2 separate regions of the Homo sapiens genome follow, and region 2 is linked to region 1. Evidence: read pairs that join two places in POLR2A ChIA-PET (ENCODE). Cell type or tissue: B cell. All regions are shown on one strand. Links, peaks and the distances in the headings refer to the core of each region. The heading gives the core; the rest is flanking DNA.

Evidence for each region. Peaks named below come from ENCODE experiments on the same cell type or tissue, not always from the same donor. Only the 100,000 strongest peaks of a DNase experiment are listed, where the experiment ranks them.
Region 2: POLR2A ChIA-PET joins it to region 1 with 5 read pairs; 5 of 35 experiments call an interaction of 5 or more read pairs at or near these places.

What each region holds. Positions count from the first base shown.
Region 1 is chr17:57,532,609-57,542,931 of GRCh38, reverse strand. All of the region lies in intron 7 of MSI2 (musashi RNA binding protein 2), which reads right to left. Among named protein-coding and RNA genes, the nearest start is that of MSI2-AS1, 71 kb to the left of the region's middle. RefSeq lists enhancers at 8,917-9,106, 9,117-9,166. In B cell, for the core only: no CTCF peak of the experiment used is centred there; a DNase peak (open chromatin) is centred at 5,213; H3K4me3 peaks cover 669 bases; H3K27ac peaks cover 705 bases.
Region 2 is chr17:57,463,265-57,473,587 of GRCh38, reverse strand. The region is part of intron 6 of MSI2 (musashi RNA binding protein 2); the gene reads right to left. Among named protein-coding and RNA genes, the nearest start is that of MSI2-AS1, 140 kb to the left of the region's middle. RefSeq lists enhancers at 779-1,642, 1,643-2,506, 3,679-3,828, 4,089-4,138, 7,322-7,571 and 2 more and a silencer at 10,266-10,323. In B cell, for the core only: no CTCF peak of the experiment used is centred there; no DNase peak of the experiment used is centred there.

The DNA.
Region 1 (10,323 bases), core at 2,357-7,356:
TAGCAATCATTAAGAACTGAGAAGTGCCACAAAGGAAAATTACAAGAAGTCATGGGCACAGACGACGGATGGAGCTGACCTAGTCACCCACGAAGGGCCCCACATGAAGGAGGCATCCCCACCTCCCAGGGCTTAACAGCAGGACACGTGCCAGACTGCCCAGACACAGACCAGGCTCAAAGACCTGGTCCAAGTCAGCAGTGCTGCCTTTTTAAAGGGTTTGAAAGCTGGAAGGCTCCTTGAAGGTCATGTGACCCAGGGGGTGCCCAGCCCTGACTGCATATTAGCATCAGCTGGAAAAATGTTAAAAATAACCAATGCCAGGGCTCCATCTTTCAGTCTCACTTAATTGGTCTGGGGTGGGACTCAGGCATCAGGACATCTTAAAAACTCCCCAGGGGATTTTAGTGTACAACCAGGTTGGAAACCATCGATCCAATTCCAACATCTAACATGACATTAATCAGTCATCATGCAGGGTGACCAATGCTAAGGCTGTGGGATAAATTATCTCAGCCAGACTTTCCTAACCAACCCTGTCTCTACATGAGAAAATCAAAGTCGGCCACAGAGTGAAGCAGCTCTTGGGTTGCCAGTGAAATCTAAATTCCAACTAGAAGAACGTAAGGGAAGAGATGAACTTTGGGAAAGGTCCCTTCTCTGCTTTATTGTGCAACAGTGTTGAAACACATTTATGACCTTCCACTAAGAAGACATTTCCGACGGACTCCTTGGGTCACCACCATTCTCACTCAATGAACACCCAGCAGCGGGGTGGCAAGTGGGAGGGAGCCCAGGGCTGGTGAGAGACACACAAAACACGGCCCACTGTTGCTCCTGTGTCTATTCTGGGTCCCGAATAGATGATGTCACCTCCAGCGGCAGTGGAAAGCAGAGTCATGAATCATCCATGAACCAGCCCAGCCCTCCGAGATAATAAATCGGATGTCAGCATTGCGTACGCACATTGCAGATCTGGTGCAGAGGCGCCAGCTTTGCCTAGGGTGCTAGAACGCAGGCACCAACGCTGGACACATTCAGGGGGAAGAAGGCACTTTCAGTTATTTCCTGATACCAAGATGGGTGGCAAGTTGAGGGAGAAATTTCAAATGCGTAAGGAGTGCTCAAAGGTGTACAACTTTGATCACTTTAAAATCATGGCAGTGATTTTTATACACTACTTGGTTTGCCAACCAAACCAGGGGATTAAGAGAAGCACATCCACATGAGTGCTATAATGATCAATTACTGCTGTGCCCACCGGTGTCCTTACAACTGAAGACCTGTAGGTGTTGCCATTTTGACCCCCAACTGCATTAATTTAGCTTAAAAATTCACTCCAGGATTGAATTGGCAAATGTTCCTGCCTGAAAGAGCTTCTGGGACAACATAAAGAAATAAAGAAGTCTGTTTGGCAGCTTTTGAAGTTCAGTGTTGTCTTGCTGTTTTCTTATTTTTTTTCAGGATAGAAAGGAGGCAGGTATATAGGGATGCCAGGGTGCATGTTGTCATACACATGAGCTCTCCTGAATTCCTTCCTTTTCTTCCTTTCGTTCTTTTTCTGGATTATTTCCCTGAATTGCCAAGTTGAATGAACCAGCTAGAAACGCCACTCTAATGAGTATGGTTTGTGTCGCTGGAGTTGGGAATTCTGACAACTCATAACTGTACTGGTTATTCCTTGGCTTATAAAGAAATGACTGAGCCCTGCAGGCCACTAAATTAAAATGTAAACTTCAGACTTCTTGAAGTGTCTCTCTCTCTCTCTCTCTCTCTCTCTACCAAAATGTATCTTTAACATCCTAAGGTCACTTTCAAGGTCTTTGGCAAATTAGACTTGGGCAAGGTGTGAACCAAGTCAGGCTTCGGGGGCTGTGTTCTCAGTTGCATGAAAGGTCTTTTCTCTAACTTCTCTTGCACATCATTTTGCTTAGGGGGGTTGTGACTAGCAAGGCACAGAGCGAGAAGGATAAGTCTGACCACCAGGACTGCAGGCCAGTAGTGAGCAAGGGGACATACTGGGCAGGAAACTCTGCTTTGCCCTATTATTTTCCTAGGGCTGCCATAACAAGCTACCACAAATGGGAGGGGGGAGCTTAAAACAACAGAAACTTATTCTGTCTCAGTTTTGAAAGCTAGAAATCTGAAATCCAGGTGTTGGCAAGGCCATGCCCTCTTGAAGGCTCAGGGGAAAATCTGTTTCAGGCTCTTCTCTTAGCTTCTGGTGTGGTCAGCAATCCTTGGCTTGCAGCCGCACTGCCCCTGTCCCTGCCTCTGAGGTCATGTGGCCATCTCCCTGTGTCTCTCTCTTCACATGTTCCTTCTTATAAGGACTATGGTGAGATCAGTTCACTCCACTAAGACCTCCTCTTAACCCGATTACACCTCCAAAGACCCTCTTTCTAAATAAGGTCACATTCTGAGGTATTTCAACTTATCTTTTTGGGGTTAGGACTTCTTTTGGGGGTATCTTTTAGGGGTCAGGACTTCAACTTATGCTTTTGGAGGACAAAATTCAGCCCACAACACCCTTCAAGGTGGAAAACTTGACAGCATCTGCCAGCAGCCATCTAGGGTGTTAACATTCTCTCCAATCAGCAAGCCTGAGCCTCCATTCCCGAAGTAATGACAGTCACAGTATTCTTAGTAGTAAAATAACAATAATTAATATGATAATGACAAAGTTAACATTTACAGATAGCCTTCCAAGCATCAGATGTTTCACACAGATAAACTATCTCACTTAAACTTCCCAAGTCCATGAGTTAATAACATTAACACCATTTAATAGATGAGAAAACTGAGGTTCAGAGAGATTTAGTAACTTGTCCAGGGTCACACAGCAATTGATTAGTGGTTGCTCTGGAAAGTGAGTCCTGCAGTGGGAATCTGGACCTAAGCTCTTATCCCTTTGCCACATGGCCCAGACACTTCACAAGCATCATTAACCGGGTGTTGCCTTGACTCCTAAGCCATAAACAATGGGAATGCAGAGGAAGATTCTGCATTTGCCACGCTGTGTAAGGTCCCCACGTGTTTACTAGTCATAACTTGGGGTAGAAAAATGCTTTTAACTTTTTTTAAACTTGAATTACGAAGCACTTTGAGCTCCTGGGATGGAGGACCTCCCTGTTCTGGCCCTCCTCCCCTCTGGTCTTGGATGAACTGGCGCAAACCAGGCTTCTTTTCAGACCAGGGCCAGTCTGGCTATTCTAATAATAGCACGTTGTCTGGGAAGAGCAGAAACTACTAAGAAAATCCTCATCTATCCATCAGATCATCTGTTTATGGAAACAAAAAGCAACCTCTGTCTCCAGGTTCAAGCAATTTTCCTGCCTCAGCCTCCTGAGTAGCTGGGATTACAGGCACGTGCCACCGTTCCTGGCTAATTTTTGTATTTTCAGTAGAGATGGGGTTTCACCCTGTTGGCTAGGCTGGTCTTGAACTCCTGACCTCAAGTGATCTGCCCACCTTGGCCTCCGAAAGTGCTGGGATTACAGCCGTGAGCCACTGTGCCCGGCTGGTAAATTTTCTTTCTTTCAAAAAGTCTCTTTCACGTTGTTCTATCACTGCATTGACAATTCAAATTGGAATAAATTTTAAAAGCTCACACTAAAGAAGTAAATGAATAGGTAATAAGTGCATAAGGTACAAAAATTCAAAAAGTATTGCAGCGAGCCAAGATTGCGCCACTGCACTCCAGCCTGGGCAACAGAGCCAGACTCCGTCTCAAAAAAAAAAAAAAAATTCAAAAAGTAAATGAGTATATAATAAAAAGATTCCCTCCGTCTCTGTATCTCAGGTTGCTTAATTCTCTTCCCCATAAAAAAGGAGCAAACACTTTTTTATGTATGTATGTTTTTAATGTATGTACATCTGCATATGATATGCACGTGTGCATAAAACATATTTGAGTGTTTAGTATGGGCAGAGACTGTTCCAAACCCTTTATACTCATTAAATGACGTAAGCTTCAGGCTAACCCAATGTCCTATTTTACAGATAAGGAATCTGAGTTGCAGAGAAGATAAGTAAGTTGCCCAAGGTCACACAGCTATTAAGTCCCAGAGCTTAGATTTGTCTCACTTCAGAGCATGTGATCTTAACCAATATGCAGTTCTAACTCCTTGTTACCGATTTTGCAGGCATCCTTTCAAAGATATTCCATGCACATGCAAGCATATGTGTGTGTGCAAAGCAGAGGAAAAAACAACCACGAAAGGGTTTTATTTTTCAAGACTAGGGTCCCCAAAACTCAAACACAGATTTTAGTTTGTTTGCCTAAAGAAGTTAAGCAGGTGGTTTCACTTAAGGAGGAAGGGGGAAGAAACCAGGCTGCCCCGCACTCTCCACTTGCGGGGAGTGGGGAGTGGGCACCTCGCAAGCGGAATCATTTAACTCTTACAGAGCGGGTGTGTTACCTTCACAAGGGAGTAAAACATCTTGTAACTTGCCTGAGATCACGCCCAAGGGAAAGCTGGGATCTGAAACCGAGTATGACCAACTCTAAAACTCAAGCTCTTTGCAGCATACCATGCTGATATACAGATACAGATGGGATAGCGTACACCCTCTGATCCACAAACTGAAAACAGAGGCTGAAGTCCAGAGGTGCATAATAACCGGGACCCCTCTAGGAACCTTAAGTCCCAACGGGGAGGCAGCCACCCAGGGCTTGCGGCGACCCCTGGCCCAGCCCTCTCCGGCCACTGGCAGTGCCGTGATGCTAAGAAAGGGGGTGCTTTTAATCAAGCTGCCATGCTAAAAGCTCCTTTCTCTTCAGATCTCCACACTCTGCCCTCACCGAGATCTTAAACCATGTTGTGAGAGTCAGAGCCTGGGCCTCTATGGGAACAGGACCAAACAAAAGATTCATTGTCCCTCTCTACAAAAAAACCACTTCTGGGTCAGTGAAGTTGCTGACCCTGAGCCCACTCCCTTTCTGCTTCCGTGGGCCACAGCAGGGGGAGGCAGGAAGACCTATTAGGTCACCACCCTTTTGGTGCCAGGGCTTTTATTCCAAAGGAAAGAAGTTTAAGATTTGTATTTTGGCTAAAAAAGTGCAGCTCATCCTGGGTACCAAACTCCCCCTGGCTTTGCAAGCTCCCTCTTGCCCCGGGCACCCTGTCCCCCAGCCCTGTTGCTAGGAAGTTGAGGGCTTTGTATTACTCCGTGTCTCCAAAGAAGAGCAGGTGAACAGAAACCAAGCTACTGTGTTGATTAATATCTCAAGAGACAGCGCCGGAATGGGCGCTTCCGGAATTGAGTTAACTCGGGGGAAAAAAATGAAAGCACACTCCTTGCTTTCCTGTCAGAAATAAAATTAAGGTCTTGGATCGATGTTGCCAGATTCTACAGGAATCCTTAATGGCCTCCTCTACATGTTTTCAAATTCACATTCCCCTTCAACCCTACCCTTTTAATTGGTTATTTGCGAGGTCATGTTTGCACCAATTTCTCAGGAAGGCTAATGGTGTTTATTTAACGAGAAAATAAAATGTGCAGACAGCTCCGGGGCTGGTCTCTGAAAGATGGCAAAGGGTGGGCTGACTCTTTATCCCACCCCCTCCTTTGCCCTCCATCGCTGCAAGGTTACAGGGCCTGGGGATACAGCCCTGCAAGGCAGTGAAGAGGCGGGTGTGCCCCTCACGGTGGGCACGCAGCATGCCCACCCCCTCACACAGTCCCAGCTTTAGAATGAGCCCACTGGAGGCACAGAACCTTGGGTTCTGAGAATCTGGCAGAGGGGCAATGGCTGTCCTCTTATTGCCACTGTTGGACTAGGCGATTCTTCCTTGTTCTAACTCAAGTGTGCCCAACATTGAGGCTACACAGAACTCTTTTCCAATGGAAACTCTTCAAGTACCCAAAGGCTGCAATGAATGACCACATCACAGCTCTCCACTCCCCTCAAGACCTCTTGGACTCAATCATATTGAGTTTCTACCCCATTCTCACCATTCTCTCCCAGATTCCTGTTGGTCAATGTCTTTCTTAAACAGTTGCCCACCGCCCCACCCTCTGCCACCCAACAATGGTCCACTCTGGAAAGAGAACTGGATTTTCACCTAACCCCATCTAGGACCCTGAACTTACCTAAGAGAACCCAGCTGGCATGTTACATCACACTACGGACTAAACTGAAAGCTCTGGGAGGCCAGGAACCCTGGCTGTTGGTGGTGGTCTATGACAGACTGTCCGCTTTCTTGTCAAGTGGTTTCTAATCCTGGTGCAGAATTAGGATCAATACCAATAGTGACCAACTGTTGGTTTACAGGCTTCCAATAAACCCCTTAACACATCTCAGACTTGGGAGAGGATTTGATGGATACTTAACACCATCAACAATTAGTGAAAAGATAAGAGCAGATTTGAGAGGTGGGGAAAATACTACCGGTAAAATGCCAGCAGGGAAGACAGGCAGCAAATCCTGCTCCAGACCCCAAACGAGGGCAGCGTGGGAGCCAATCTTTTGCAGGCTGCCCTCCTGTCACATCAGCAAAAGTGTCATCACCAGCTGTGATTCTACACATCCTTATCATACTTTCTACTCCCTCCAACAACCCTTCTTCTTGGACTGTGCCCTTTCTGGCCAGAGGGTCTGATCGTTTTTGTCAAATACACTTATTCCTCCATCCTACAAAGTCACATGTACAGCTTATACAGTCCCAACGTTCTTCCCTAGGTAAATAAAGTCAGAATGTTAGACTCTCATTAGGAAGGACATGCATACATTATGTCTGACATCCCACACCTACAAGTGAAGCAATGCTTTAAATTATTTTAAAATGTAACCTACACCTTTGTGAAACTTTTTTCTATGCCCTCTTTTTTTTTTTGAGTAATAGACACCAATAAACAAATAATGACAGTGCAATTCTTAGGCATCTTTATACATCGTACATAAAAGAGTCAATCTGGACTTCAGAGGTCAATTTCAAAAGTGAGTGTCTGGCAGGTATTCAAAACATTAAGGGCTGTTCTTCCTCCTTAGAAAAGCATTATCTTCTATCACAGCTTAAGTTACATCTTACTGGCACCATTTTAATAAATAAACCGATTACGCAAATTACAAAGACCTTAAACTTTGGCCAGCTGCTTTTCGGGACAGAGACTGAGCAAGCTCCAGGAAGAACCCAAGCTCTCCGGCCACCTGCCTGGATGCTCCTCCCTCTGGCTGGATCCCCAACCACTGCACCTTTCCAGCCCAGGAACTGGGATAAACCACAGCCACTCTGGGAAAGGACCCTCTTAGTTCAAGAGGCCTGCCACTGATGGTGCTCGCTGGGGCTCACAAAACCATCCCACCCCCTTCCAGTGGGTCTCAGGGCTGTTATTCCTCTCCAAAGCCATTAGCATTGCATTTAATAAGCAACTGCTAACTGCTGGCAGAAGAGTCATCCATCACACTAATCTTTATTTCTCTCCCCGTGTCTCCTGTTCCTTTGCCTCTGGCAATGTTCCAGGGCAAGCAGGCCTGCTGGGTAATGAAGGCCACAGGGATGTCCTCTGCCAGAAACCACTCCCTCACCAGGCTATGGGATTAGCTTCAGAGACTCCTCACCTCCTTTCAACTAGGCCTCAACCATCCAGATCTTCCCTGGAGGAACCCAGCTGTGCAGGGCTCAGGAACCCAGGGCTCTGAAATTGGAGGGAAGGACAGCTGAGGATCCTCTACAGTGACCCTCACAATGGGGAGGGTTCCCTTCCCCCATAAGGAGGTGAGTGTGAGATTATTTCAGCAAGCAACATGCCCGCATTCCACTTTCTCCATCAGGGCTGAGGTTGTGGGGACACTGGAGAGAGAGCTGGCCAGTGCACCCTTCCTCCCTCCCGCTGGCTGTCTACTCCCCGGCCTCCTGCCAACAACAGAGCAAACTGGAAGGACAGCACCTTGTTGCCTCTTCCCTCCCTGTCCCTCCCCTCCAGCCCCACTTGGGATCAATACTTAATGCCAAGTCCCAGATCTTATCTGACTTTTACAAGGATAAAGCAACAAACTTCCCCCTCCTAATGATTAAATCCATTGACGATCAGCCCAGTGTTTTCCAGACCATCTCTAACAACTTTTAGACAGCAAATGAAGTGACTCTGAGAAGATTGGAAAGCCACCATTCTCCGCTCCCCCTGGGCACAAATCATCGTATGGAAGGCCAGGAAATGAAGTGAGGGACAGGGCCAAGGGAGGCATCCAGGTTTTTGTTTTATATTTTTGTGAGACGGAGTTTCACTCTTGTTGCCCAGGCTGGAGTGCAATGGCGCCATCTCGGCTCACTGCAACCTCCGCCTCCTGGGTTCAAGCGATTCTCCTGCCTCAGCCTCCCGGGTGGCTGGGATTTCAGGAGGCACCCACCACCACACCCGGCTAATTTTTGTATTTTTAGTAGAGACAGGGTATCACCATGTTGGCCAGGCTGGTCTTGAACTCCTGACCTCTGGTGATCCACCCGCCTCGGCCTCCCAAAGTGCTGGGATTACAGGTGTGAGCCATCGTGCCGACTGGCATCCAGGTTTTAACAACAGCTCTGCTCCTTGTCTGGCTGCAGGAATCTGCTATGCAATATTCCAAACTTATGTGCCTTAATTTCTCCAAGTGGAAATGGAGGAGCACGGTCATCCAGCAAGAAGGCTGTTGTGGAGAAGGACAGAAAATGAGGAAATACCAAACCCTTAAAATGACCAGCTCCTCCGCTTTAACCAGTTACCTTGCACAATGCTTGCAGAGTGTAAGAGCCTGAGCTCCAGGTCAGACAGGCTGGGTTTACGTCCCAGCTCTGCTTTCACCAGTGTGAGACTCTGGGCAGCTCGGTTCACCTATGGCTGTCTGTCATCAAGGTTCAATGGTAGGTGCCAGCACTGTGCTAAGCACTTGGTGTTGTAAGTGCTCAGAAAGTGTTGGCTGTTTCTATCAAGATTGCTAACATGGCCTGCTTAGACAGCAACAGAACTCCACACACCATCACAGTGGGTGCTGTGTCAGGATGCTTAGATCCCCTTCAGGAATGAAGGACCTCCTTCCCAGTGGCTGGGAGTGCTGCTGGAAGATAGTCCCCAGCTGGAAGTCCCCTCCAGGATTTCCCCAGGGGAAGCCCAGGTCACATCAGCCTCACAGGGTGGGCTGCACCCAATGACAGGCCAGCGTGCAGGCATCAAGGATGGCACTCCCACCCCAGCTGGGGACCCCTGAAGAACCACCCCATTACAGAAGGGCATCGCAAGTCAGCTTCTCCCTCTGCCCTCTCCTGATCAAGAGCACTTCTGGATAAACCTCCCACTTGCTAATCCCTTCCTAGAGTTGCTTCCCAGGGAACCCAACCTGCAACAACTGCCCATTCCCTCCCCTAGTCACAAAAACAGCAAAGGAATTCATCTTGAACATTCTCACAGTTAAAAAGCTAAAGGCCAGAAACATACTTCAGGTCCTGGGGCTCATCAATCCCAGGTCTCTTATTTTTTAGAGGAAGAACCTGAGATGCTCAGAGGTCAGGGAATGTGCCCCCAGGAAAAATGTCATGGGAGCAGCAGAAGCTGGAGGAAGGCCCATCTGCAAGGAGAAAGGTGAGAGCCCCCACATCTCCAGGGCTCCACCCACTGTGAGTCAAAGACTGAACGTGGGACCCTCTTCCTGCTTGCAGGGTGGAAGACATACATTGCGGGAGGCTCATTCTCTCCTAGGTCCTGGGTTCTCTCCCATGGCACTAGTGAGCCCCAGGCTGGTGCTCCTGTGGATGGGAGATACAAGCTGCCGCCATGCAGATGGAACTGAGGGCATCCCTGCCCCAACAGAGACCAACAGGGAGCAGGGACAGGAGGTGACCAGTGGGGTCAAGGAGTGGAAATTCTGCCCTGACCTGTGGCTCCTAACAGCAAGTGGAGACTGAATGGGCCCTGGGAGCCTGGCCCACCTGACGCTCATCAGATGTTAAGCCCAGTTCCCTGTGGTTATCCCCGAGCAGCAAATGTCACACAGCTCATGTCACACAGCTCCAAGGACACACAGGTAGCTGTCAAAATTCCTGGGGTAAGGATGAGTTGAGGCCCCAGGCTGCCCCACAGGGCTGGGCTAGGAGTCTGAGGACAAGTGCTGAGCATGTGCTGTGACAACACCTCTGGGTCGATGGTCTGGGCCTCTTTAAGAAGAGAGCTGGAGGCGGCGCCAGCCAGGGAGATGTCCTCAACTTCTGCCACTGCAGCACTTTCCTCTTGATAAGATCATGGACAGCAGGAACCGAGGAGGTGAAGGTAAGTTTGGGGCAAGGTGGCTGCATGAGGATTTTACTTCCTTGTGCTTATCACCTGACTCCAAATGTGCACTCCATCAGG
Region 2 (10,323 bases), core at 2,435-7,434, 69 kb after region 1:
CTGTGGCTGCCAAGTTTCTCTGTCCAATTTGGTAGATATTTTAATAGAGGAGGAGAATTCCCAGAGGCCCCCCGACGGAAATGCCCCATGTCAGGGAATGTTTGTTTTCATTTCTTTTTGCCGTCAATGAATTCTACTCATGGCAAAGGCTCTGGGCTGGATCAGATCCACACAGAAGCTAACTAGAAGCATTTGTGCCTTGAAATAAATCTCTCTTTGGGGAATGAGTTATATATACATCCGTGTGGGGGGACCTATGCACACATACTCACACACGCATATATATTATGCATTACAGACAAAATACATGGGCAAATCCCCAAGCAGGCAGCCCCGAGCTTCTGGGAGGGAAGGTGATCCGCCTGTTAGCTTCAAAGGACATTTAAAGAAAAGTGGAAGGCCAGGCGCGGTGGCTCACGCCAGCAATCCCACTTTGGGAGGCTGAGGCGGGCAGATCACCTGAGGTCAGAAGTTCAAGACCAGCCTGGCCAACATGGTGAAACCCCGTCTCTACTAAAAGTACAAAAATTAGCTAGACATGGTGTCAGGCGCCTGTAATCCCAGCTACTCAGGAGGCTGAGGCAGGGGAATCACTTGAACCCGGGAGGCAGAGGTTGCAGTGAGCCGAGATGACACCATTGCACTCCAGCCTGGGCGACAAGAGCAAGGCTCCATCCAAAAAAAAAAAAAGAAAGAAAAGAAAAGTGGCTTGTTGGGAAAACTCAATGATGGATAGTGTGCCCTGTGAGTAGGGAAAAGGTTCAGGAAAGCAGAACTTGCTGCAGGGTAGAAGGTAGCTCCGTGTGACGGGACAAATAACAACAGCCACCACCACATAGTGTTTACGACGTACCAGGATCCACGCTGAGTGTTTCACACAGCGCACAGCAACGCAATAACAACAGCTATTATTATTACCACTAGTATCATCCCCATATTACAGATGAGCAAAATAAAGCTCAGAAACATTAAGGGGCTTGCTCAAGGTCATGAGGCCAGTTGGCAGCAGAGCTAGGATTCGAGCCCAGATGGGGTTGGCCCCAAAGGAAGTCCCCAGTCTCTAGGACACTGGCCCCCTCCCTTCCCATCACCTTCAATTAGGGGTCAGAAGGCATTGCCCCTCCCCCTGCCTACTATGGCTAGGTTTTTTGTCTTCTGGGACCCCCCAGTCACTACTCCTTCACTAAGGGGATCTGATCTGCAGGGCTCCTCCCCAGAAGAGCCCTTAGGGAAAGCAGGCAGGGCCACAGCCCCTGAGCTCGCCCTGCCCCCTGCCACAAGGAGGCCGGTCCCTGGACTGAGCATAGGTGTGCCTGCCAGGCAGTCCATGAACCAGCTCTCACTCTGAGTGTTCGTGAGTTGACTTTAGAAGCCTTCTTTTGTGAGATGATAATCCCCTCCTAATTTGTCTTTCATAGGCATCCATTATTTCGGCTCTCAACCTTGCTTAAAGCAAGGCCCACTCACAGGCAGGAACCGGCAGCAACTCCAACACCCTGCTGAGCCTCTCACCCTCGCCCCCTGTGTCAGCAAGGGCACGCCCACCCACAGCAAGAGAGAAGCTGCATCTCAGCTCTGCCGTCCTCAGCCCCTCTGCTCCTCAAAATCTAGAGGACAAGCTCCTCAGGCAGGAAGCCTCTGAGTGAGAAAGGAGCCAGGCATTTTGTAGCTGAAGACATTTCCCCTCTCTTCCCCTCCCCTCCCCTCTCCTCTCCTCTCCTCCAGATGCTGATGGCTTTCCAGAAAGCTGATGCTCTGGGGCAGAAGTGGACCTTGAAGCCTACTGCAGAGTCAAGGGCTGAGAGGGTACTTGTCTGGAGGAGGAAAACAAAAATGCTCAACAGCAGGGCCCCAGGCTGGGGGCAGCACGCAGGCGGGGTGGGGGCTTACAGCTGCATGGTCTCCTGCAGCTGCACGCCTTCAGCTACTCTCTGGCTCGACTTCTTCATCTGGAGAAAACACGAAGAGTAATACCAGCCTACCTCATGGGATTAGGGAGCAGCTCAAATGTACTCTTTAAGGCATTTATGATCAACAGGTCACCTGTGAGTACGATGCTTGTACACAGAAAGTGCTCCATAAAGTTCAAGACCAGCCTGGCCAGCCCCATCTCTACTAAAAATACAAAAATTAGCCGGGCATGGTGGCAGCCGCCTGTAATCCCAGCTACTCAGGCGGCTGAGGCAGGAGAATGGCTTGAACCCAGGAGGCGGAGGTTGCAGTGAGCCGAGATTGTACCACTGCACTCCAGCCTGGGCGACAGACCAAGACTCCATCTGAAAAAAAAAAAAAAAAAAAAAAAAAAAAAAAGTGCTCCATAAATGCCGCAGGTTGATGGCTGAGTCTGTTAGCAGAGCCAGCTTGATTCGAGAAACCTTGGATGGAGCTAAAGGTCAATACAGAAGGCACAAACTCAAGTGCCTCAGAGGCCAGGCAGGGGGCATAAACAAAAGAGTAGGGGGTAGGGTGTGAGGTGGGCAGCCACCACCCCCAGGGTTACATGCCACATGGGGTCCCCAACCTCTGCTCTAAGCAAGGTCTTCAGATGGGCCAGAAGCAACCTTGGGCAGAGCCAAGAGAGCAGAAGCATCATAAAGAGAATGCCAACAGCCATCCCTCCTGGGGTGGCCACTCCAGAGCAGGAACTGCTCGCTTTACTAGCAAGTCACTTAACCTCCATAAGGGCCCTACTGTTGTTAACCTCATTTTGCAGATAAGGGAACTGAGGCACAGAGAGTTTAAGCGACTTGCCCAAGTGACAGTGGTGGGGCCAGGATTTGAACCCAGGCAGTCTGGCTTCAGGGTCCGCCTTCTTCACTTTACTGCTTTACCACCTTCCACCCGCAGGAGCTGCTGGCTGCCAGGAGCACTGCTGTCTCCATCCCTGCTGTGGACAGCAAGGCTGATGCCGCCCCAGTGCACACAGTCAACTATTCTTTTACCCTACTCTGCCAGCTAGGTCTGGGCGAAGCTTTTGGGGGACTCATCTATTCATTTTATATTCAGTGTGGGCCAGGCAAGGTGGCTTATGCCTGTAACCCCAGCACTTTGGGAGGCCCAGGAGGGCAGATCGCCTGAGGTCAGGAGTTCGAGACCAGCTTGGCCAACATAGTGAAACCCCATCTCTACTAAAAATACAAAAATTAGCCAGGCATGGTGGTGCATGCCTGTAGTCCCAGCTACTTGGGAAGCTGAGGCAGGAGAATCACTTGAACCCAGGAGGTGGAGGCTGCAGTAAGCTGAGATCACACCATTGCACTCCAGCCTGGGTGGCAGAGCAAGACTCCATCTCAAAAAAATAAATAAATAAAAATTTCAATATGAAGGTATTGTATGTCAAAGCTGTGCAAGGCATAGGGAGTACTAAGCTGGTGAGGATAGAGAGGCTGCCCTCAAGGAGCTTATACTTTACTGGAGAAGACAGATCAGGGTTACAATACAGAGGGGTATGGGCTAGAAGAGGGGAACTGCAGGACAGCACCTGACAGGCCCGCAGTCAGCCTTGGGGTGGGGGAAGGGCTTCCTGGGGGAGGCAGCATCTGAGCTGGGTCCTGGAGGATGAAAAGGCATTAAGCCAGAGAAAGGGGAGAGGTGGGAAGAATATTCTGGGAAAAGAGCGTGAGGCATCATGGCATCATCAGGGGTCCACAAGAGGGTTAGTGCTGGAGAAGCAAAGAAGTCCAGGTGGGCACCACAGGACAGGGGCCCGTGGGCCATGCAGCTGTCTGGATTTTATCCCAGGGCTACAAGCAGTGGAATGCAAAATCAGATGTGCACTTCAGAAGATCCAAAAGCAGAACCATCTGGAAGAAGGGAGACTCTGGAGATGGGGACACTGGAGATGTGCCCTCTCTCACCAGTTGAAAGAAACTTTCAGTTCCTGCCCTTCTCACTTTAGCTCTAGTCTCTCACCAACCCTTCTCTCTCCCCCAGTCTCCATGCTCTGGATAGAGGAGGTTCACAAGCCAGGGCCTGAAGATTAACAGAGCTTTGAAGCCAAAAGGTGACCCCTGGGTAAGAACCAAAATCCCCTGTAAGCCTTAACCCTTTCCTCACCTCCAACCACAGTCACGCGCTCCCCATCAACTAAAACCTGCTCGGGAGACCATTGACTCGGCACCCTCATCATCTGTGTCTAAGTGTAATGGAAAAAATTGACTGTTTGCTTGGTGCAATAGGGCATGACACTGTTTACACAGAAATAATAGCCCAACTGTGATGGGTTCTAAATCTCCATTACAGTGAAAGATTTGAAGGACTAAAGCAGTTAAGAAAAATAATTGGTTTTCTTGTTTAGTTTAAAAATCCTTTATGCTTACAGACCATGGACTTCGCACCTCCTTTCTTAAGGGCTTTAAAATAGAAAAGAACAGGAGCTAGAAGATGAGGCAGAAGTCGAGGACTTCTGTTTTTCTGGAAGGCTCCTCTGAGCCAACAAGGCCAGGGCTGTTCTGGATTTCAGAGCACAAAGAGGCTCTTGGAGCCAGCCATGGTCTCCTGAGGCTTTTACCAACTTGAAAGCAGCCTTTCTCCAGGGCAGAAACGAAGGTGAGAGCTGGTATCGGGCAGCCTGTGTTGGAGTTTATGCCCAGGGGAACACGCAAACTGACAGCTGGAGGAGACTCAAGGCCTCTGCTTTCAAGGGAGGAAAAACTGTCAGAGGGTCAGTTATAAGAACAAAAGCAGAAGGGAAAAGATTCTGTCTCAAGGAGAGAGAGGTCAGCTAATGACTCCTCTCGGGCCCCCTACAGCATCTCCCCAGCGCTCGCCATCCTCAGCTGCTCTTTACAACAGAGCTCACAGGATGCCCGGATGAGGCCCAAGAGACCCGCGTTCTGGGCAGCCACTCTACCACACCGACTGCATCCCCCGGCACTGATGACAGCTCAAGACCTCAGCAAGCAGTGTGCTGTGTGCCTGAGGATCCTCTCAGAAGCCAGGATTCTTGCTATCTCTTCTTCAAGAGATGTCAGTCCCACAACTTTCAGTAGTAACAACAATAAATGCTACATGTATTGCGTTTGAGTACAATGTGCCAGCCACTGCTTGTTTTTTTTTTTTTTTTTTGAGATAGAGTCTCGCTCTGTTGCCCAGGCTGGAGTGCAGTGGCGCAATCTTGGCTCACTGCAAGCTCCGCCTCCCAGTTTCACGCCATTCTCCGGCCTCAGCCTCCTGAGCAGCTGGGACTACAGGCGCCCGCCACCACACCCGGCTAATTTTTTTTGTATTTTTAGTAGAGACGGGGTTTCACCGTGTTAGCCACTTGATCTCCTGACCTCGTGATCTGCCCGTCTCGGCCTCCCAAAGTGCTGGGATTACAGGTGTGAGCCATCGTACTGGGCCGCCACTGCTTGTTTCTAAGGACTCTGTGTGCATTGTCTCGTTGAATTCTCACAATACCCTTAAGTAGAGACTCTTTCCTCCATTTTACAGATGCGGGAACTAAGGCTCTAAGAGGTTACGTAACAGACAGTAAATGGTGGCACCAGAGATTCAAACGCAGCCCCATCTGCCTCTAGAGCCTGAGCTCTTATCCACTACACTTGACATTGCTGGGTTTGAGGCAACGACTTTAGTTGACAGACCACACAGCCAAGGAGGTGACCTTTGTTGGCTGGACCCAGAGAGGACACATCTGGCTCTGGCAGGGGACTGCCAGATACCTAAAAATGGGCCAGAGACTGTCAGTGTGCAGGTCCCTCACAGAGGAGAGGGGGAATGACAGAAGGGGTGGGGGGTGGGCCATATACGTGCAACCCTATGCTTTTAAAGAGAAAGGGTGCTATGAGAATGGCCTTCCTGGAGGGTCAGTCAGTACAGACATCCGTAAATGTTCACGGAAGACTGTCGGGATTCCCTAGGACCAGTGTCCTAGAGGTCCTGGATCACCCTCTCCACCTTCTAGGGGCAGGCCCAGGGAATGCCCTCTGGTTGGATACAGCAGGAGGGAATGAATACTAAAGGGGAAACCAGGTGCTCACCATCCCTCTTTCCTTCCTTCCATCTATCCATCTGTCCATCCATCCACCCATCTAGCCATCTTTCATCAGTTCTTCCTTCCTTTCATCGATCCATCTGCCCATCCATCCTTCATCTGCCCTTCTGTCTATCCATGCATCCATCTATCATCTATCCGTCCATCTGCCATTCCTTTCATTCGTCTATCTACACATCCAGCCTACATCTTTCTATCCGTGCATCTGTCCTTCCTCTTTTCTCTTCCCTTTATTCATCCATTCACACTTCTTCCTTTTTTCCATCCATCCAATGCTTTTCAAGAATGCACCATATCCCAGGTACAATCATCTCTACATGGCCAGCCAGACTCCTGGCCTCAGGACTGCTGGGAGATCCAGAAATGCATACCCACCTGACAGTTCTCCCAGGAGGAGCAATGCCTGTCTTCAGGGACAGAGGCTTGGTCAATAAGAGGTTTGTTTATTTTTTCCCAATCTGTGCACCCTCATCTTAGTCTAAGCTTCTGGCTACCCAGAGACCTTCTCAAGGTGAGTAGGGAGGGATGATTAAGTTTCTCTAAAAAGATACACAGTGACTCCACATATAAGACATCACTCCCTTCTGCTCACAAGATAAGGATCCCTTTGGAAAGAGCTAATAGGATGAAAAATCACAGCAGCCAAGATTCCCTCCACTCTCTCATTAAACTAAAGAGCAGGGGGCACAGAACTGAGATGAATGAAACAGACCTTAAGTTGGTCTGACTTAAGACCAGTAACTGAAATATGATTTTCATTTGAAAGTTGGACCTAAATGTTGCCGACAGCAACCTTAAAAAAATCAATAAAGAAAAGAGGGGATGAGAGTATAGTGAGAAAAATGCAGACACTTATAAGTTCAAGACCCTGTGGGACACTCCTGAATATTTTAAATATCTTGGGGGAAAAAAAATGAAAACAGTTTCTCCCAACTTAAACCAGAGAAGGGAGTCTCTTTCTAGTCTGCAAATCCTTTGAGGCAATTCTTTAAATTATTTACCAGCTTTTTGATTATATTTTATGGTGGGGTGGGTGGCAGGGGGAGGGAGAGAGGAAAAAAGAGCTGGGCAAGAAGTAAGTGGGAAAAACCTGCTGCTGACATTTTCAATATCTGTCTGGAATATTTTAAAAGCCCGTGTCTGTTTGAAATCGCACAGTCTTGGGCAACAATGGACTGCCGCCTCCCATACAGCTTTAGGTCATATTTGCATACAAAAGACCGGCTGCTGAGCAGCTATTATGCCAGGGAGCCACAGCGGGCCTGGGAGAGGCCAGGTTACCAGCAAGTGTAAAGAACCCACAGAGACCCCATTAATTTTTCAGGAATTCTCAGGCCCTGGCCTTTTAAAGGCCAGTGGGGAGAAATTCCAGTCAGAAGCCTCCCCACAGTCATTGCCACTAAACGTTGGGTCCAAATTGAGAAATGAAGAGTGACAGGGCCTCTCCCCTAATTACGGGGGACTCTGGTTCCTGAAGGCTGCGGTGAGCAACACCCTTCACAGAGCCTGGTGTGCACCGAGCTGGGGAGAGGGCTGCCCACACTCCTCAGGGGGAGTGTGCACCCGAGTCTCCCTCTGAGGTCCAATTTCAGGAAATTTATTACAGTTGTAAGCCATTAGGTGCCAATTTTTCAAATCAACCTTATGATTCCAAAGCCATGAAAGCATTTGCCGCCTAATAGACTTTGGAAACCCTTCTACGGGGCTCAGAGCTGAGCTAACGTTCTCTAAAAGCATCGCAATAAAGCTTCATGTTCTTCAGCATTCTCGGGCCTATAAAAACCTGATGTGCTGCCAAGTAGAGTTTGGGTTTCTGGGCTGTTCCAATCCCACCAAGGTGGGTGGAGAGAAGGGTGGAATTCAGGAGAGCATGGCCACTCAGGCTAAGAGCACAGAACATTACCAGCAACAGAGACTAGTGGCCTCTGAAAAGGGAAGGCCAGCACCCACCCTCCCATGGGCTTTGGGTAAGGCCTGAATTAAGGACATAGAACTATTAGCATAATGCCTGGCATACAACGGGCTCCTTTCTCCCCTTCCTCATCCTCCACTCCACTCCACAACCCCTAAGATCAACAGTTTGACACCAAGGGCAACTTATTTCATGGCGAAAAAACAAACACAAAAACACAAAGCAGCTTCTGAAAAAACCCAGGCAGGGATCTACCTCATTTTCCCTGGTTAGGGAAAGGGGCCCAGGAAGACCTTTGCCTTTGAGAGAGGTGTCTGCAATGTGATGTGAGCTGACTCTCATCTCAACAAAATGCCTCCTCTGTGTGTTTTTTTTTCTTTAAGTAGAGATGGGGTTTTGCCATGTTGCTCAGGCTGTTCTCGAACTCCTAGACTCAAGTGATCCACCCGCCTTGGCTTCTCAAAGTACTGGGATTATAGGCCTGAGCCACCGCACCCGGCCTGTGCTTTAATTTAGGTTTTCAGAACTAGTCATCTAATCATGTTAAATAGAAATACAACAGTAATGAAAAGGATAATAATATCACATGCTTAAACTATTCTTGATGGTTCCATCAAAAAAAATTGTTTTTCTGCCTTTGAGAATCATTCATGTGGCCCAACACGAGGGCATTTCCCAGGGCAGGTATAAGATGAGTGCTGTCAGCAGGAAGCAAGGAAGCCGCACCACTTAACAGGGAGGCTAGTGCAGGCTTTCACGACAGTATCTCATGCCAGGTGGGCACCGCTCATGGGGCTCTGTCATATCTGACGATGGAGACGGACCGTTTTCAACTCAGAACCAAGGACTTTTTGGTAAGGTCAGACGTCTTCTGGCCAAGCTGAAGCCAGAGGCTCTGCAGGCTGCCTACTGGACCAATCTCAGAGAAAAGAGGAAGGGACAGGAACAGAGTGGCCTACCAGGAACTCTCAGGCTTCCAAAGAGTGTCCCAAGGGGCAGCAGCGTGGGAGGATGCCCTGCCTCTCCCCATCTCCTCCTTCCAGCTGAAGAGGCTGGCCCACACCCACACCCCGTAACGAGGCAGCAGTCTTCTTGCTTGCAGCCATCCTCAGAGAAATGGATCTAACCATGTTCTCCCCAATCTGACCCCCTACTTGAGATCTGTCCAGACCCTTCCAGAAAGGTGGCCTATCCACTTCTGCTTCTAAGACACCTCTGCTTTTCCTTTTTGTTTTTTGAAATAGGGTCTTGCTCCGTTGCCCAGGCTGGAGTGCAGTGGCACAATCATGGCTCACTGCAGCCTTGACCTCCCAGGCTCAAGTGATCCTCCTGCCTCAGCCTCCTGAGTAGCTGGGACTATAGGCACGTGCCACCACGCCTGACTAATTTTTGTTTTTTTCTGTAGAGATAGGGTTTTGCCATGTTGCTCAGGCTGGCCCCAAACTCCTGGGCTCAAGTGATCCATCTGCCTCAGCCTCCCGAAGTGCCGGAATTACAAGCGTGAGCCACTGCCCTGGCCAACTCTTTTTCTACCTCCAGGTCACTTCTTTCCTTCCTTCCTTCCTCAACTCCCCACCTCATCTCCCAAAATATCAACCAAGGAGACAGAACCACTGTGAGTCCAGAAAATATTCTTGAAAACACACACACACACACACATACACACACACACACACACACACACACACACGTTCATTAAACTGAACCAAACTACATGTGAAAGTAGACAAGGTGGAGACACTTTAGGGGTGACAAAATTCAGGTAAACTCTTCAGTCTGAAGTGTTCCAGTCTAAGGATCCAGAAAGTGTCGAACAAATGACAAAGAAGAGGGCGATGCTGGTTGGATAATATAGAGAATGAATGCACAGAACTGGTGTTGGAGGGTAGGTCTCAACTATTTAGAGAGGGGGAGTGCTCTGGACTGGGCACAGCAGATGTGCTGTCCAGGGCCAGGGGCAGAGCAGGGGGCTGGAGCAGTGGGTTCACACTGCTGAATGGATGAAGCTGAGGTTGTGATTGGACTGGACAGGGAAGGGTCTGGAAGGCCAGGTATGAGAACACCCCGGAGATTCTGATGGAGGCACCCCCATGTGAAGGCAGTGCTCATGGGGAGGCAGAAGAAGCCCCGGGCTGTTGGGGAGGAGACCCAGCCAGCTGGGAGGGCGGGGCAAAGCCTTAGTGGGTGGGTGACTAGGGCCTGGACAGGAGGCAGTCTCAGTGGGGCCATGGGGAGGGAGGCTGTAGAGACAGAAGCGGTGACTGGCTTGACAGGGGGTGGCTTTCTCAAAACTCTGAGAAGTCTCTAGGTTTTACTCATGCTGGAAATTCCCCAAGATCAAATTTTTTTCAAGTCATTTCAAAACTATTGGTCCTAGTCAGACAAAGGTCCTACTCACCCTGCCCACCACCCCCAC